2 separate regions of the Homo sapiens genome follow, and region 1 is linked to region 2. The links are chromatin loops, found by intact Hi-C in ENCODE. Cell type or tissue: A673. All regions are shown on one strand.

Region 1 (5,000 bases), 370 kb after region 2:
CAGAGGCCTTTGTCTATACTGAAGACTTACAAAGGAGAGTGAGATGTATTTATTTGAGATGATGGCCACAAAGCCCATGTGGCTTGCATTTGATAGAATGATAATGGAGTAGCATTCTTAAGCCTGTGATTAATTGCAACAAGCCTTGGAAAGCTACTTGAAAAACTATGCTTTGTTTATAGTATTTATTTCTTTGATTCAAGAATTGTTCCAGTTGCAAAACTCTCCTAGGGCACATGTTCAAATGATTAATATATTATTTATATGGAAAATAACCTAGAATAACAACTAAACTAAAAGCAAATAGTTGCCTTAGTACCAACCTATGGCACAAGACCAATTAGGATAAAAAGAAGATGAGATCCCCTTCTTGGCTTTGTGTTCATACATGGTGAGGTATCCTCAGAACTATGTGTGATGGTACCCCTCTGGAGGCTGAGATAGAAAGTTCCTTAATGATGGAGACTAACAATCTTTAGCAGCAAAGGAAGAGACTGGGCGTTTTATACATATATGGTCATGATTTGGAGACTTGTGAGGAAGGCCAAAGTGGATTGGCTGTGGTCTCGGTGTAGCACGATGGAATCTGGTGGCTTAAACCTAGCTGTCCACATTTCACTATCTGAAGAGCAGAAAATGTGTTAATAGGAGCCTGGTGAGTGGAGGAGACTGAAGATGGAGAGAGAGCCTGGACCTCAACATGAGCATCTGGAGCCATTTGGCAGCATTAGGCTGTGACCGCTTAGAGAACCGAAAGGTAAGATCCTCCGATTAGTTCCTCTTTTTCTGAGTTTATGTTTGCAAAGCACTTTCTAACTATAAAAGTTTCCTATTTCAGTTTTCAAATAGGGAGAATCTGCACTGACCAATGTTTGGTGTGTTCATCAACTTGGTTATAGTTGTCAGTGTAAATTAACTCACTGTCTGGATAGAGGGGAGAATGAAATGACTTATTCTGTGCCAAAGAGAGACAGAGTGAAAAACAGACTTCAGAAGGCTTGAAACTCAGGCCTGTTCTCTGTCTCTAACATGCTTTCATTAGCCTGTAGAAGCTTGAGAGACGCACAGACACATCTTGCAACATCTTCTGGCTTCTCGATGTGCATTTATGTGAGTGTGGGAGCCATGCGTGTGTGTATGCTGGGAGAGGAACCCCCATCTCCTCCTCCCCGGCAATGTCCCCGCTCTCTTTAGATCCTTATGAGTTGACTCAGTTCCCATGGATGGATGCTGTGTGCAGAAGCGGGCCACTGGCCCTGGGCTCCACAGCTGGCTTCAAGCTCTGATCTCTGTGTTCATTTCTCTCTGTAATCTCAGTCCCAGCAGACCTCTCATCTTCCTGGGTGATTGAGTGTAGATTCTAGTTTTATTCTTTTAACATTTTTATTTACTGATGAAGGAAAATCCTAATTTATTTTCTATTGGGAAAAAAAATATGGACCAACCCCATAAAACCAGAACATTGGCAACTACTGCCATTTTGAATCCCAGTTCTACAGAGTTTGGAGATTTATTAAATTTTTCTAGTTAAAAGAGACCTTAGAGACCTTCGAGTCCACATGAGAACAAAAGAAATATATTTTATATTGCAAAATGCACACACATCCACCCACCAACACAAACAAATATTCATACAGACACACACAACTGAAAAGTTTTTTTCTTTTTGAGATGGAGTCTCACTCTTTCACCCAGGCTGTAGTGCCGTGGTGAGATCTTGGCTCACTGCAAGCTCCGCCTCCCGGATTCAGGCCATTCTCCTGCCTCAGCCTCCCGTGTAGCTGGGACTACAGGCGCCCACCACCACACCCAGCTAATTTTGTTTTTGTATTTTTAGTGGAGACAGGGTTTCACTGTGTTAGCCAGGATGGTCTCGATCTCCTGACCTCGTGATCCACCCGCCTCAGCATCCCAAAGTGCTGGGATTATAGGCATGAGCCTCCGCACCTGGCCAATAAAAGTTTTTAATGAAATAAACTGCTTACTGTATGGGGTTTATATTGATATTTTCTATTCTATTTCATGAAAACTACTACTGGTCACTAACCAATTAAGTTGGTTTTAGAGTCACCTAATTGTGTGTCTGTGGGGTGGGCTTGCTGTGTTTAACACTTAACCTCTGCTTCAGTCCATCTCCTAATTCCTGTCTTCTTCCAATTGTAGGGGCAGGGACCAAATGGGACTTATCCACCTTATCTGTCACTGAACTGGGGCGTTATGATGACTAATGCAGAAGGAACACAAAGTAAGCTAGGAAGGCTGGCATGAAAACAGAGAAATGTAATAAGTGCCTGAGAGCAGAAACAAACCTGGTAGGCAGTAATGCAGCCTCAGGCAGGGCTGGCAAGAATGTTTTGAGTATCCTTTAGAGATCTTCAATGCTGTCAGTTTTCTACGTGTCACTGAGCTCCAATTCCCTTATCCGGGGCACAGTAGAACCTCCTCTGAGAGAAACTAATGTTGCTGACTGAAGGTCATGGCCAAAATCATGGTGTGCACACACCCCCAGGGTCACATTCTTTCTGATTCAGTGATAATTATACTAAAATAATAATAGAAATAACTGCCATCATTTCTTTCTTTCTTTTTCTTTCTTTCTTTCCTTCCTTCCTTCCTTCCTTCCTTCCTTCCTTCCTTCCTTTCTTTCCTTCTTTCGTTCTTTCTTTCTTTTTTTGAGACGGAGTCTCACTCTGTCACCCAAGCTGGAGTGCAGTGGCACAATCTCGGCTCACTGCAAGCTCCGCCTCCTGGGTTCACGCCATTCTCCTGCCTCAGCCTCCCGAGTAGCTGGGACTACAGGCACCCACCACCACACCCTGCTAATTTTTTTTTGTATTTTTAGTAGAGATGGGGTTTCACCGTGTTAGCCAGGATGGTCTCGATCTCCTGACCTCATGATCCGCCTGCCTTGGCCTCCCAAAGTGCTGGGATTACAGGTTTAACATCATTTCTTAGTGATTATTATGTACCAACATGTTATGTACATTATCTTATTTAATTTTTGTATGAATCTTATGAAGTAGGCAATATTTCACTCATATTACAAATGAAGAAATGGAGACTTGTGGCAGGGCCCGGTGGCTCACACCTGTAATCCCAGCACTTTGGGAGGCCGAGGCAGGCGGATCACCTGAGGTCAGGAGTTTGAGACCAGCCTGACTAACATGGTGAAGCCCCATCTCTACCAAAAATACAAAAATTAGCCAGGCGTGGTGGCACACACCTGTAGTCCCAGCTACTCAGGAGGCTGAAACAGGAGAATCACTTGAACCTGGGAGGCGGAGGTTGCAGTGAGTTGAGATCGTGCCATTGCACTCTAGCCTGGGAGACACAGCAAGACTCTGTCTCAAAAAAAAAAGAAAAAAAAATGGAGACTTGGAAAGATTAGATAAGTGATTTGCTGAATGTCACACAACTAGTAAGTGGCAGAGGTAGGATTTGAACTTCAGTCTGCCTCCTTTGTTGTGTCTATTCAACCGCAATACATACATTGTATTGTGTATGTATGAAAGTGTTCAGATGACCTTTAGATTTGAGGAAACACTTTCATTAGGAAGTTGTACCTCCCCTCATTGCAGAATTGCCAGTGTTTTCTGGAGATCTGCTGCCAAAATGGGTTCTTATATCCTGCTGTTCCAGAGACATGTATAGAAACCAGACTAAACACAATAACCTTTCTTTCAAAGAATGTTTTCTGAAGATAGTAGACAAAGTTTAAAAATTCTCCCAATTGAAAACACTGGTATTTCTTTCTTTCTTTTTTTTATTTAGATGGAGTCTCGCTCTGTCGCCAGGCTGGAGTGCAGTGGCGTGATCTCGGCTCACTGCAACCTCTGCCTCCCGGGTTCAAGTGATTCTCCTGCCTCAGCCTCCTGAGTAGCTGGGATTACCGGCACCTGCCACCACACCCAGCTAATTTTTGTATTTTTGGTAGAGACGGGGTTTCACCATGTTGGCCAGGATGGTCTCCATCTCCTGACCTCGTGACCCGCCTACCTCAGCCTCCCAAAGTGATGGGATTATGGGCGTGAACCACTGTGCCTGGCTACACTGGTATTTCTATGTGTGTGCTACCAGCAAAGACTAGACACAAGCTAATGTTTATAGGGGGCAAAAATCCATGTGTTATATGTATGCTTGCACTTCTATTTTCAGAAGATTCTATGGGAGAAAGTTCTTTAGTAAATCAGATCAAAATGTAAACAAAACCTAGTTTGCATGTTGGAAAATGTAAAATGGGAAATTAAAACATAATTGTGAAAGGCAGACAGACTTTTATTTACTTAGTACCATATTATAATCACAGTGATTTAGGCCACAGGCTTTACTTGAATAAAACAAAACCTTGGGATTATAAGTATAAATGTGAGTCCAATGCTTTAATTTGCTAATTATGCTTCCTGGTGATAGAGGGAGGCTTATCATCTGTGTGGGTGGGGTTTTATTATGTTATTTTATTGACATGAGAAGAAGAGGCTATAAAAATGGTGCAATATTCCCACTTAGTACACAGATTTTTTTAAGCCTGAAGTTAGTAATTATGAATAAAATTAAAATCCATTGCATATTAGTTGTAGAAAATAATATATAAACTTAATTACATCTTCTAGGTAGCAATTATTTATTCTATACTAGTCATCACTAGAGAAACAAAATACATAACAAAGAGGTATTTATGAAAAGGATAGAAGGAGAATTATAGGGCTGTAGAGCTGGGGTATAGTATCTTAAAGATGACATTGTTGTTGTTTTTTGGATAGGAAAATAGAGTCTGAGAGTGCTTAGGTAGCTTGTATAGGTCACACAATGAGCAGTGGCACAGCCCAGGGTAGAGAAGCCACGACTCCTTATTGCCCAGGCTGGCGAGTTCCTCAGTGAGTTGTTATTCAGTGCAGCAATTAGCTTGGGCAGACTCTGGACTGTAAAGCAGGAAGGGGCCTTGATAATAGCAATCGAGAGACCAAAAAGCCAACTCACAAGTCTTTCCTGAAGGAATAACA
Region 2 (5,000 bases):
ACTTGTCCATTATGGTTTATTTATATAGCCAAATGAACGCTCTAGGATGTGATGTAGTCTTCCCCTGCCCGCATGAGTACTAAATACTAGGAATCAGATCTCAAAGAGTACACAAGAAGACTTACCACTATAGTTCCTCCATTCTGGTATCTTTTAGAACAACTGTCTTTAAACTAGGTCACAAAACAGCACTGAGACACTCATCCAGTCTTTACACTTCACCACCCAGGTATCAGGCCTGATGAAGAGTATATCATGCATAAATGAAGTCCTGCCCTCAAAGAGCTTATGGCTTATTAAATAAACAGGATATTCAAAATAGACACTTCCTAAATTCACAAAGGATTTATTTGTATATTCTACCTGATCATATTTACTCATTCTTAAATATTAACTGAGATCCTCCCAAAAATTAGATCTTTGTAACTTTCCTCCTCTCAGAAATCACTTGTATACTCATAAAAGCTTTTATTTAAAATTCCAATCACTTATAGGCAATCAACTACTTAATTCAAACCATAGCTATATTAATGTAGCCAAAAGCAAATCCAAAATTAGTCTTAATATTTAGCCAATTGGTGGCTATATTCAAAAGTTCGCTTAATATTGTAAATGTTCACCATGAAATATCATTTTACTGCATAACTTTGTAGCCAATAATTCAGCAAATATTACAAAAACACAGGACTAGTGAGGCAATCCAGCTACGACTATTCAGTGAGCTGAATATGTACAGCATTTTCAGCATCACAAAACTCAGTTCAGCATATACTCGCTGGACAACTACTGCTCCAAATATTTAATCCTCTCCTAGTTCTCCTACACATCAAAGTACTACTTTAAATGTCACCCTCAATCAAGACAGACAGCATATTCTTTTCTGATTCCATTCTTGAAGCCAGGGCCCAACTGTGATCCTCGATTACATAATTTTAAATCTAGATGACTGAAAAAAACAGTGAAAGAGTTATGGACACAAAGAAAGAAATAAGATTATCTTCTTAAATCTCCTAGCTATAGCACATTTTTAAGAGATCTGGACACTCTTTGCATGATCTAAAGTCAAATGTGTAATCGAAATTACTTTATCTTACAAACATAACTTAGTCCAAAACTAAAGTATAATTATAACTTAGATGTGACGAACTTAAATTACTTTTCCTTCTCTCTTTCATTGGAATCCAGAGCTCGGATGTAAATTAAAAATAACATCTTGGATGGCCTATATGATTTTAGACAAGTGATGCAAATTTTCTGGGTCTCTGTGTCATCTATAAAATGAGAAAATGGAATCAGACAGTCTCCTCTACTTCTAAACTTCAAAGACGTGAGTCAGTATATGTCACAGAGTTGTATATAGGAACCTTGCAAGCTACCTGAGAGTATGAGGTCATAAAGCAATTTTTAAGAAAGCATTTTTATAGGCCTAAAAAATGTATTAGAAGACCAAAATCAGGGTCAGATCTCAGACAGACATCTCCAGGAATCAGGAAAAGGGAAAACAATAAGCTCATCTCATTAAGAAATATTTCAGTACCTACTGCACATGATGTTTATTAAGACTTATCAACCTTTATAAACACCAACATATAAAGACATAAAAAAAACAGTACACCAGCTGGGCATGGTGGCTTACACTTATAATCCCAGCACTTTGGGAGGCCAAGGCAGGCAGATCACCTGAGGTCAGGAGTTTGACACCAGCCTGATCAACATGGTGAAACCCCATCTCTACAAAAAAAAATACAAAAAAATTACCCAGGCATGGTGGCGCAGGCCTGTAATCTCAGCTACTCGGGAGGCTGAAGAATGAGAATTGCTTGAACCCGGGAGGTGGAGGTTACAGTGAGCCGAGATCGCACCACTGCAGTCCAGCCTGGGCAACAGAGGAAAACTCTGACGAAAGAAAAGAAAGAAAGGAAAGGAAAGAAAGGAAGGAAAGGAAGGAAAAGGAAGGAAAGGAAGGAAGGAAGGAAGGAAGGAAGGAAGGAAGGAAGGAAGGAAGGAAGGAAGGAAGGAAAAACAACACACCAAATCAATTATTCATTAGTTAACTGAGACTTCTAGTATCAAACTGGTTTCAACTGTGATCTAAGCCAGGGATCTGCAAACTACAGCCTGTATGTCAAATTCAACCTGTCACCTATATTTGTATAGCCCACAGGTAAGAATGGTTTTCACAAAATGCTTTTTTAAAAAACAGAATATTTGTTGTTTATTTGATGATAGGGAACACTGACTCATAATCTCAATTAAGCAATTTTTTAAAAGTCTCAGCAAAGCTCTTGAGGCTTGAAAGCAGTAAACTAGCATCCATTATATGATGAGTCACTTTGATTTAAGTCCAAGAGTCATTAGCTACAAATTTATTTCTTTTTATACCCAAAAGACCTCTGATGAGCTGCCTCATTGCCCACAGACATTGACTTCAACTTCCTAAATGTATAAAAGTGATTATTTACACAGATTATAACTAAGATCCTTCTAAAACATAAAAATACATATCCTAGGAAATAATAAATATGTATGGAATAACTGAATAAATTACAGTCAAGGTATATCAACAGGGGAACAAAGAAGGACAAGAAATGAAAATGCTAAGAGATAAGAAGATAGGTCATACTTCTGGTACATATTTTCAATAACTAAGCAGTAATCAGTCACAGAACTTAAGGTAAAGCAATGTCAGTCTGGCAAAGAATTAGAAAGTCAGACACGAAAAATAAAAATTGGCCAGGTGCGGTGGCTCACATCTGTAATCCTAGCACTTTGGGGGGCCGAGGCGGGTGGATCACCTGAGGTCAGGAGTTCAGGGCCAGCCTGGCCAACGTGGCGAAACCCCATCTCTACTAAAATACAAAAATTAGCCAGCATGAGGCAGGTGCCTGTAATCCCAGTTACTCAGGACGCTGAGATGGGAGAATCGCTTGAACCCAGGAGACGGTAGCTGCAGTGAGCTGAGATTGCACCACTGCACTCCAGCCTGGGCAGCTAAGCAAGACTCCGTCTCAAAAAAAAAATAAATAAATAAATAAAAATAAACTAAAATCAAGATCTGTCAAAATCTGTCTGACTAGCATAAAATACTGAGTGTGTCTGAATAGGAATCTGTATTACAATAGAAAGCTAATGAGACTTTATCAACTAAAACTAACTACTTATTCTAGCTTTGGAACAGACATGTTCTGAGAATCTGTTTTTTTTTTTTTTTTTGAGACAGAGTTTTGCTCTGTTGCCCAGGCTAGAGTGTGGTGGTGCGATCTCGGCTCACTGCAAGCTCCGCCTCCCAGGTTCACGCCATTCTACTGCCTTAGCCTCCCGAGCAGCTGGGACTATAGGCACCCGCCACCGTGCCCGGCTAATTTTTTGTATTTTCAGTAGAGACGGGGTTTCATCTAAGAATCTCAAAGAGTGGAACACATGCTAAAGCTTTACAAGGACAGTTAATCACCTGAATAGATAGGAACTCTGCTTAAAACTCAAATATTATAGGAAGAACAAAGAGAAAAGGAGGCCAGGGTAATAAATACTACCCACAGTAATGTTTATGAAACACTGTATTAGAAGAAGATGTGGTTATTCCTTGGTTCCTCATGAGGGAAAAAAATCCTACGTAACTCAGACTAGTAAGTAAATCAAAACTTGTGTCCATGGATTGGTTATACTCAGTCAATTCTCTGGAAGGGCTAGAGTAAAAATGTCCAAAAGATTGTTCAGGAAGCAGAAATATGTGATTGATAACAGCCCAAGTATCAAAGTATAGTTTTAAAAAAAAACTGTGAAGAGATCAACATCCATCCCCCACAGGGCAATAAATGCTCGCTCAAATCGAGTGAAGACGATGCAAACTAAATTTAGTACTCAGCTAATAGATTGACACATACAGATGTGCACTCACACACAACCCAGCTACTAGTAAACCCAGAAGAAAAAGGGAAAAGTATATGGAGTAAAGATAACTGACATAAATTGGAGAAGGCTTCCAACTTTTATTGAAAACTAGGAGAAATCCACCATGAAAGTCTCATAGGTCAATTTCACAGGATGAGAGAAAACAGTTGGCAGTACTGTCATATAAAATGTACTATTTAAAAAACAGGCAAACAAAAAAGCCCCCAGGGCACATGGGCTGGGGAGAAGAGAAGTACATCACTCCATAACCACACTGAGGCCCTACCGTGTACATTCCTTATATGTGCCCTACCCAGTCAAGTTACAGATTCTAACTGCAAAGTTAACTCTTAATATTTCTTAATAGAATAGTACCTTCTTAGAAGATTCTTTCTTAAAAGACACACAGCAATGTACTTCACTGTTAAGGCTGTTCAAGGTGTTCAAAACTTAAAATCAGATACGGTATTCTATTATACTAATGACAAAATGTGATCAACTTTTTATTTAGCATAGTAATTGGGATCCGTAGACCCCTGGAGTTCCCAAGACTTTTTAAGGGAACTGTGAGGTCAAAATTACTTTTATGGTATTACTAAGATATTACTTGCATTTTTCACTCCATTGGCATTTGCACCAATGTTACAAAGCGATAGTGGGTAAAACTGCTCACACCTTAGTATTACGAATCAAGACCTGATGGTATTACTAGTAGTCATTGTATTTTTTCACCACTATGCACTCAAAAAAAAAAAAAAAATTCCCTGAAGAATATCCTTGAATGAAACAGAAAAGGTGATATTATGAAAATCTTAAATGTTCAAATACACATCTTTTTAATATGCTGTGTGTGTAACAAAGTGCTAAGTAACAGAGTTACTTCCGTTGCATACTAAAATGATGGTTGTCTCAAAAAACAGGACTGCAATGGTTTGAATTGCAAGTTACACTAGCCACTTTTTTCATGGAACAGCGTTTATACTTCAAAGAAGAAATGACAATATAGTTATTCAGACTGGGGATTTGGCAGACATTTTCCTGCAAATGAATGAAATGGCCAGGCGCAGTGGCTCACGCCTGTAATCCCAACACTTTGAGAAGCCGAGGCG

Evidence for each region. Hi-C counts contacts between places; a loop is a spot of excess contacts. Peaks named below come from ENCODE experiments on the same cell type or tissue, not always from the same donor. Only the 100,000 strongest peaks of a DNase experiment are listed, where the experiment ranks them.
Region 1: a loop joins it to region 2, with 4 times the contacts of the local background. A loop is called at or near these places in 1 of 110 quality-filtered maps.

What each region holds. Positions count from the first base shown.
Region 1 is chr3:177,441,354-177,446,353 of GRCh38, forward strand. It overlaps LINC00578 (long intergenic non-protein coding RNA 578), which reads left to right and starts at 568. Exons shown (of 4, transcript NR_047568.1): 1 at 568-757. RefSeq lists an enhancer at 466-595. In A673, no CTCF peak of the experiment used is centred here; a DNase peak (open chromatin) is centred at 2,328; H3K27ac peaks cover 88 bases.
Region 2 is chr3:177,067,836-177,072,835 of GRCh38, forward strand. All of the region lies in intron 2 of TBL1XR1 (TBL1X/Y related 1), which reads right to left. Among named protein-coding and RNA genes, the nearest start is that of TBL1XR1-AS1, 33 kb to the left of the region's middle. In A673, no CTCF peak of the experiment used is centred here; DNase peaks (open chromatin) are centred at 1,986, 2,086, 2,356, 3,056 and 2 weaker places; H3K27ac peaks cover 5,000 bases.